2 separate regions of the Homo sapiens genome follow, and region 1 is linked to region 2. A link is a loop called in an ENCODE intact Hi-C map of the cell type or tissue named here. Cell type or tissue: mesothelial cell of epicardium. All regions are shown on one strand. Links, peaks and the distances in the headings refer to the core of each region. The heading gives the core; the rest is flanking DNA. Region 1 has its middle 11 kb from the start of SEM1. Region 2 overlaps LOC105375414 (a long non-coding RNA gene).

Region 1 (4,403 bases), core at 114-4,113, 74 kb after region 2:
ACGTATGTTTATTGCAGCACTACTCACAATAGCAAAGACTTGGAGCCAAGTCCCAAGTTCCTGAACATTCAGAGATGTAGTCTCTGCCTGAGGATTTCCAAAGAGTAGATCACCAGATGGGGACAGGTCATGAAGTATCATTTCCTAGCCATGTCCCATCATAACAGGTGATGCTGGCTTGCAGACGAGTCTCCTATTGACCCACCACCTCAGCTACACATTGTTGTAATAGAACTGGTAAACTGCCTGAAGAGAATCTTCATAGAGGAACGTATTAGATTTCAGGCTCTTATGTGTTGCTCACTGTTGTATCCATAGGGTCTAGAAAATGTGCCTGGCACACGGCAGGTACTCAACACACTTTTTTTCAAATCATGAATAAACATTAACAGTGTTTTTCTAACTTAGCCTTTAATTTTCGAATATTTTCAAATATCCAAAAACATCAAAATATTCTTTTAATATTGTCATTCCTTCTCACAAGCAGATCCATTTTTGTCTTCTAACTTTAAGCTCCTAGTTACCTTTAAACATTTATCAAGCCCTTAGTAAAGATCAGGTTTCATAGAATATAAACCCACAATACAATTGCTGATATTTAGGGTTTTATTTTCTGTGACAGAGTACATATTTCATATATGTACAAACATCATACAAAGATCATAAATATAATTTTTAAAATTTTTTATTGCTGGTCTAAGAAAAAAATGAAAGCAAACATCCAGAGTTATAAGATTCACGATTTTCCCTGCATTCTCAGTAGCAGTACCTACAGGACATACTTTTATGTTAAAGGCCCATGCTGCCGGAAGATGCTGACATTCTTATAACTTATGACCTGAACAATCTGAAGGAGCACAAAGAAACACCACTGATGTGTGAGTGAATGGTTGCCCAGGGAGGCTGGCACCTGAAGTGCATTAATTTCTTCACTGAGGTCCTAAGAGTCTCACAGCAAGATGTAAGTAGTTTACTCAGAATAAAAGACAAGGTCTTAGTAAAGGCCTACAAGGTCTCTCTGACTTCATTCCACTGGAGGGGAGTGAGTGTGGGGAAGAATATTCCTTCATATTCCTCAAACACACCAGGTTTGCTCCACCATTCCTGCTGTGCTCTGTAAGTTCTCACTGCCTGGGATATTCTTTCCCCAGTACCCACTTGGCTAACTACTCTCACTGCCTTTGTCTTGCTCAAATGTCTCTCCTTCTTCAGGAGTTCTACCCTGATTGCATTATTAAACGCAGCCATCTGCCCCCATTCTGTCACACCCCCAACCCTGCCCGCCATATTCCTTAGCCTGCTATCTACTCCCCTTAGCACTTCCCACCTACTGAAGATATGGCATACCGTGTTCTTTACTGTTCCTCACACTAGAACGTAAACTCCACAAGGGTAGATCTCTTCAGTGTTTGGTTCACTGAGGTACCCTACCCCAGAATAGTAGCTGGCAGATAGTAGGTACTCCATAATAACTCCTTGAAGAATGAATACAGGAATTAGTTCACTCATAGATCAAGCTGTTTAATATATCACTTTTCCCTTTCAGTTTTAGTCTGCTCTAATATTAATATCTGCTGGGAGGTTTTGCGTGTCTGAGAAGTTGAACTCTCCCAACCTGTTGGTTGGGCTTACTCAGTGAAGGATCTAGTCTCTGGAATTTATTCTTCTGGGCAGGCTGCCAGAAACTGAATTTGTCGTCTTTGGGGTATGATGCAAGATTTAGGGTTCTTTGTTATTCTGAGGGGTGTGTTTCAATTTTGGCTGACTTTATTGTTTTGTCTGGGAATTTATTCCTGTTTTGAGTTTTATTTGTCTGGGTTGATCAAGCAATTTAGCAACTATTCTTCACAGAGCTATGGTATACTAGAAATTAGAGCTGAAAAACACCTCATGGTTGATCCAGACCATCCCCCTGCCATTAAGTCTTCTTGCTCACCACAATACACTGTCCATGGCTTTGTTCAATGAAGTTTTAAATGTCCTTAGAGATTCTTTTGGGCACCCACTCAACTAACCTAATACTCCTGAAAATTAACAAGAATCCCCAATGTTTTGTCTAAACTTTCCCTTTCTTATTTTCATTTTATTTCTCCTATTTACAGTCCAAGGTGAACCCTTTTTCTTTTGGAATTTTATACCTTTCAGAGAGTTGTGGACTTACATTTCTGCTCTATTAGTTCTTTAACCAAACTATGTGTTCCTACCTTAATCTTTCTTCATTCTCTTTGTTTAATTTTGGTTTTGGTTATTGAATTCCTTCCAACTCATCACCTTGGTTTGCAGTATGTATAGTTTCACTGTTCACCCATTGAACGACTATCACAATGCTTTTCCATCAGAAACCTTAAGACAAAGCACTGACATCTGCCATATATAATTACAAATATATCCAATTTGATGCCATAATCAACCTAGGGTGTTTTCATTTTACTCATCAGAATATTAAATAAGTTCTGTGCAATGCTGTTTACTTAACTTGATTTTAAATTCTGATGTTAATTGTGTAATATCAGACATCTCACTTAAGCCCTTTGTACTTTTGTTTTTATATCTGCAAAAGGAGAGCACAACATCAGCTTCAGCCTCCTTTGCTGTAATCTTATGAATATAAATATGCTATTCTAGGGCTAGAAAGAGATTTTTCAGAGAGAAAAACACCTCACTTCCCAGCTTTCAGACAGAATCACACAGGATAAATTATTCTCAATATATGAAGTTCAAATGACACTCTTTTCTGCTTACAGTAATTTATGCTAAATCAATCCATCTCCATTTGTAGTAAAGGGCAAATTTTTAAAATTCAAAAATGCCATGGGCTGATTTTTATAAAATACGAAATCACAGGGTTGGATGAAGTGGCAGTGTCAAACTGCTCTAAGAGTTTCTACATGTTTATGCTCACTTTCTATAGTTGTCTTTTATAGGCGCTGGTCCAGGGACCCCACTTTGAGTAGCTCTGTGCTAGACAATTATATGCCTCACCTTCAGATTCAGATATAGGCTCAGAGGCCTGACAGATACTTTTCAAGATAACTCTTTCTCTTCTAATGATTAACATTAGACTTGATTTTACTTTTCAATTTTTGTACTTCAATTCAAAATCAACTTTAAAAAAATAGAATAGCAAATCAATTAATCATTCCTCTCAAAACATTTGATTACATATTTCTCATTTATTTATCGTCACCTTTTTTCAAAGTGTGGCAATCCTTAATTCATATCATAAAATCAAATCTGAATGAAAAATACTTTTAAGAAAGAAGAAAAAATTAATTCCATGGAGCTTACACCAGACCCCTGAGTTACAGAATGATCCCTTAGTCACAGCGATGCTAGCAGCTCCACTTCTCAAACTGACACTAGTCTCTGGCAGCCTACCGTCAGGGATAGGCTGACAGCAAGCAAACACATTCCAATCAAAAGGAAGGCAAAATCACCCAGTGCTAATTCTACCCCACCTGGCAGTCTGCCACCAACCTTTACTCTTCGGATTTAAGACATAGATCGTATATCAGAAATAACTGGAGTAGCTATTACATAAGTTGGTTATGGGATGCATATGCTTTCAGCTAGCATCTTTTATAGTTTGGGTACAAGAAAAATTTTGAGTTTTAGCACTCTTTTCTGGAATAGGCTTCTCTTATTTTTAGTGGGTTTTAATTATGTTGAGAAGGAATTAAATAATGATATATTGAAATTTCATTTTTCCAGGGAATTAAAAAAAAATAAAATTAATTGGAAAACATGAAATGTGAGGAAATATTAAATACAGTTTTAAACTGAACAAACGTAATCCATAAGTTACACATTGGGCTTTTTATGATCTAAAAATTTCTTCCAAGAAAAAGAAAAATTGAAATTCAAAGACTTATGAGCTTGTTTCAAAAAATAGTAAAAATAAGTTCCAACTGGTATAAGAACATGGATAAAGTACCAACTCATGGTCAAGGTACAACATGATACCAGGGCAAATAATAGCACAGGATGAGTGAGGTATTAGCAGAGAAGAAACTTTAAATGCAGAACATTTTATACTACTTTAAGGGATTTTATACAACTAAGAAAACATATATATATATATACACACACACACATATGTATAAATAGCAGAGAAAGTGTATTAAAACAATATATTTCTGATGAAGTTCTTCTTTACACAATTTTCTAAGAGCAAGCACATGGCCAATGTGGATTAATCATTAATGAATTTAATAAAGTGAACAGATTATTAGCTCCTAAAGCTAGTTATTTTGTTTTTCAAATGTTTCAAATGTGCCAGATGTTTCATAAAAATAGTTTTTATTATTTAAAATGATTTATGAGGCTAGAATGCCCAACTTCTATTTCTGTGTTAAAATCTAAATGTTAAAAACCGTTAACAGACAAACAGAATTTACAGTTCA
Region 2 (4,403 bases), core at 167-4,166:
TAATAACTTAATAACTTTCCTTCTACATGATCTTACAGCTGGGTGGACCCACGATAGACTCCTTATCGCCCAGACCAGCACCTAGTTCAAGCTTTCAACTTGACTGCATACTGGCAGCTTTAAAAAAATACTAATACCTGCATCTGTACCCAATTTATGCAGGTGCAATCTAGACATTGGTGTTCATTAAGGTCTCAGTGACTGTAAAATGCCATCACTGCTCCAGAGGTTTCCCTAGATTTAAAACACCTACTACTTACTTAAATGCTTACTCTTCTAATTGGCCAAACACCATACCCTTCTCTTACTCTAGTAAGCTATAAAAGAATTTGAAGTGCAGGTATTTGTGGGCCCTTGGCTCTGAAGGAGAAAAATTTTGGCCCTTAGAACCCAGAAAAGATGTGTTCCAGAAGGCCAGGCCTGAACTCTCTGGTCATGCTAGACTCTCTGAGGACCAGCGCTCTCACCAAACCTGGCTCCACTAGGGGATGCGTGGCCTGGTGGGATCGAGGGTTGAGGCTTGAGGGGAGTGTCATGCCAGGGACATGGATTGAGGATACGGACTGTGAAAATCTGCTTCTCAGTTGACTCATAAACCTGGCAACCACACAGCTGAAAGTCCTTCAGACAGCAAGGCATGTTGGGTTCCTAGTGCTGCCATAACGAAGTACCCACAATCTGGTTGGTTTAAAACAGCAGAAATTTATTCCCTTACAGTTCTGTAGTCTAGAGGTTCAATATCATGGTTTTGGAAATGCCATGTGTCCTCACCAGGTTCTAGGGATGAATCTTTCTTTGCTCTTCTCAGCTTCTGGTGATTGCTGGCCGGGAGTGTTCTTTGAAGCCACATATTCCAGCCTCTGCCTCCATCTTCACGTGAACTTTATCCTTGGGTATATCAGTGTGTCCAAGTTTCACGCTTCTTCTTATAAGGATACCTTAAAAGCCCTAATCCATTATTACCTCATCTTAAGTTAATTACATCAGCAAATACCCTATTTCCAAATACAGTCACATTCAGAGGTACTGGGGTTTAGGACTTGAACGTATTCTAGGGAACAAAATTTACCCACAATACAAAAAGACTACTTGTGCTATCTGTTTTCTGGGAGAAATTCCTCCTGCTGCCTCTCACTGACATCTTGACTTTCCAGGTTTTGACCTCAGCTTGCTGATTACATAATTGTCTGTCCTGCCATCCCTCAAACCCCCACCAGCACCTCCGTATCTCAGATCAAAAGAGCCACAGATTTTTTTCAGAAGTAGAAATAATATTATAGAGGACATCTTCTGTGTATATGTATTTATAATAGATGCATTTTATGAATGGGGAGAGTTCTGGGACTCTTTTCCCCCAAGTCTGTCTACTCCAGAAACGAGTCTCTAACTTTATTCTTATTTTAACTTCTGACCTGAACATACCACAGATATCTCTGACTCAAATTCTGTCCCGGTTGACCACCTCTCTCTCCTTTTCTACTTTGTCTTCTCACTTTTCCTTCTGTTTGGTTGCTTTTCACCAATACACCAGCTTCACTTCTGAACCGGCAAAGCTTCTTAAACCCTAAGGTGGGAAGTCTTGGCCCACCTTAAACTCTGACTTAAACCCTATTTTTTCCATAATGAATGTAAGCAGCAAGTCACAAAGATAAAAATTAAACCATATCTCCTTTCCTATTTGGTGACCCTTTATGCTATCAGCTTACTTTTCTGCACAGATATAAAAACGTACCTCGAGGATGTAGATCCATCCCATAATTTGTATTGTCACTTTCCTTGAGTCCAGATAGGATCCCTCCAAACCAATCCCACTTCTTCCTTGATCTGAGGCCCTGTCCTCCAGTTGCTGTGTAGAATCTGGTTGGAGAACTTGGTACTGACTACATGAAAGGCAGCCTTCTATTTTTATATTTGTTCTTTTGCATTAGAAATCCTAAGGGATTGTTTGTTCATGTCTCACTGGGCCCATAACTGAAACCCTACTGGGAGATTTCCCCATGTTTACTGACCATTAGATTCACTGCTGTCTATTTCTGGCCCTGAGGTAATTTTTTTCTGTGAACTTGAACAAATAACCTCTATTTTCCTTTCCTTATAAAATGATATACTTATTGCCTATGCATGTTTTTGGGCTTAACAAGGTTGTTACCAAATGATTACATATGAAGCTGAATCATAAAACATTTTATGCTTATTTTTATTGGCTGTACTACAGTACACTTCAATTCAGAAGCCATTTATTTATTTATTGCTCACCGACAATGTACCTAGCATGGTGCTACATGTTATTGGTAGTCTATGACTTGTTAGGAAAATAGTAACGTTCAGTACGTACCTGACTGATCAACATGTAAGATATGGCCCCTGGTTTCAAGTAATCAACAACTTCTATGGTCAGTAGTACTTTGTATTTTGAGGAAAAAGTAATTAGTTAAATAAAATGTTATCAGACAAGTGTAGGCATTCGCAATGGTAAGAGCTAAGAAAAGGAGAAGGGACTTAATATGTATTCAATATTTTACCTACATTATTCAACTTTGTCCTCACCACAAGCTTGTAAGGTATCATCCCCATTGCCAGAAAAAGAAACTGAGGCTCAGAGTGGTTTGGTGACTTGCCCAAGTTTACACCTAGTAAGTGGGGAATGAAAGTTTAATGGCAAATGCATTTAATGTACGTCAGTTTAACTATAAAGTTGGTGCTTTCATTGCTACACTAGTTTGCTAAGGCCAGATGCCAAACCCTAGGGCATGATTCCTTTGTTCAGTTCTCTTTATTGCTGTTGAATTAGAAGTCTTCAGATTCTTCTGCCAAAACATGACCTGTCTCTGGGAGGAAGAGCTTAGCGTGCCTACAGTGTGATGATCCACCTTCTTAGCTGTCCAGTGAAATCTTCTTTTCTCATTTTACAGACTGCCTTTTGCCTGTGTTATCCACTCCAGTCATTATCTCTATGCTGCTTCTTCCCATGGCTCCCTTCTTGACATTTCTACCTGGAGAGGTTTCAAAGCTAACAAATCCCAAATCAAACTCATTATCTTCTCACCTTTCCTCCTTTCACTCTAAGGTTGGGGAAACCTTGCTTCTTCTCCATCTTCCATATTACTGTCTAGGTCAGTGTCATCATCAGCCAAAGTTGTTCAAGATAGGAACCTCTTCTAGTCCCACAGTCATCAAGTCCCATAGAGTCTTCCTGGATACCTCCCACTCCTGCCCCTTCCACATCACTGCTGTCATCACATTCCAGGCTCTCATGACCTGTCACTGGGAAAATTATAAGAGCATGGGTCTCCCTAGCTGTGTTCTCATTCATTCTCCCCTCTTACTTTACCCCCTCACATCCCTGACACACACACACACACACGTGCGCATGTGTGCACGCGCATGCACGTTTGGATGGGAGAACACAGCCTGAGTCAACTCCAATCGGTTTCATCAGCCATTCCCTCTACCCTGACAGCTCTAGACTCCAGTGAAGTCTCTCACTCTTTCTACAAACTGTCTTTGTAGCCTCCAATAAATATTCCTGTTTTTCCCCCAACTAAACTACATATCCTCAGAAAATGAACTTGAGTGTAACTACCAGGTGAAGTCTTCTTGACTCCTCTTGACTCTTTGAGACAGAGTTAGTTCCATCTTCCTCTGTTTTCTCTCCCACCTCATACACCTCATGCCCCTATTAACACTTTTAACATATTATGGCCATTTTTATTGTACTTATGATGCCCCTATAATCTGAGTGCTTCTTAACAGGAGGGCCATTTCATTTGCATCCTCTTTATCGTGAAGTATTTTAGCTATTCATAAAAGTATAGCGAATAATATAATGAACACCAATGGATCCACCTTCTGGTTTTGTCATATAAAAAGATGTTTTTTAATAACAGAATACTACAGTTGGATTGAAGACCTCTGTGTACCTTTTCCCATTCCATTCCCTCTCTTGCCAGAAGTATCCACTACCCTGGATGTGCTGTCACTTCACCCATGTGTGTTTTGACATTTATTACATACAGATGTATCCATAAACAATAATGCAGGGTTTTTTTTAGAAGTTTTTAAAAGTGATAATGATATCATCCTGTGTGTATCCTCCTGCAATTGAAGTTTTCTTTTTGTTCACTATTGTGTTTTTGGAATTTAGCCACATAGGTAGATGTGGCACTCATTCATTAATTTTAACTACTGCATAATATTTTTTATGAGCATAAGCCCAATTTATCTCTTCTTTCATAGGTTGATAAGCCTTTTCTGATTTTGCATGTCCATGCTTCCTTGAGCAGCTATGAGGGTTTCTCTAGGGTATACAAGCTGTGAGTGAAAGGTATGTCTTTCACCTCAAGACATACCGTCACCTTGTTTCTTGCAGGGCTTATACTTATTGATACTCCTACCAGCAGTGT

What was found. Peaks named below come from ENCODE experiments on the same cell type or tissue, not always from the same donor. Only the 100,000 strongest peaks of a DNase experiment are listed, where the experiment ranks them.
Region 1: it touches region 2 in a loop (5-fold over the local background); 1 of 110 quality-filtered maps calls a loop at or near these places.

What each region holds. Positions count from the first base shown.
Region 1 is chr7:96,718,354-96,722,756 of GRCh38, reverse strand. No RefSeq gene overlaps it. Among named protein-coding and RNA genes, the nearest start is that of SEM1, 11 kb to the right of the region's middle. In mesothelial cell of epicardium, for the core only: no CTCF peak of the experiment used is centred there; DNase peaks (open chromatin) are centred at 1,665 and 3,452.
Region 2 is chr7:96,792,628-96,797,030 of GRCh38, reverse strand. All of the region lies in intron 2 of LOC105375414 (a long non-coding RNA gene), which reads right to left. Among named protein-coding and RNA genes, the nearest start is that of SEM1, 85 kb to the right of the region's middle. In mesothelial cell of epicardium, for the core only: no CTCF peak of the experiment used is centred there; no DNase peak of the experiment used is centred there.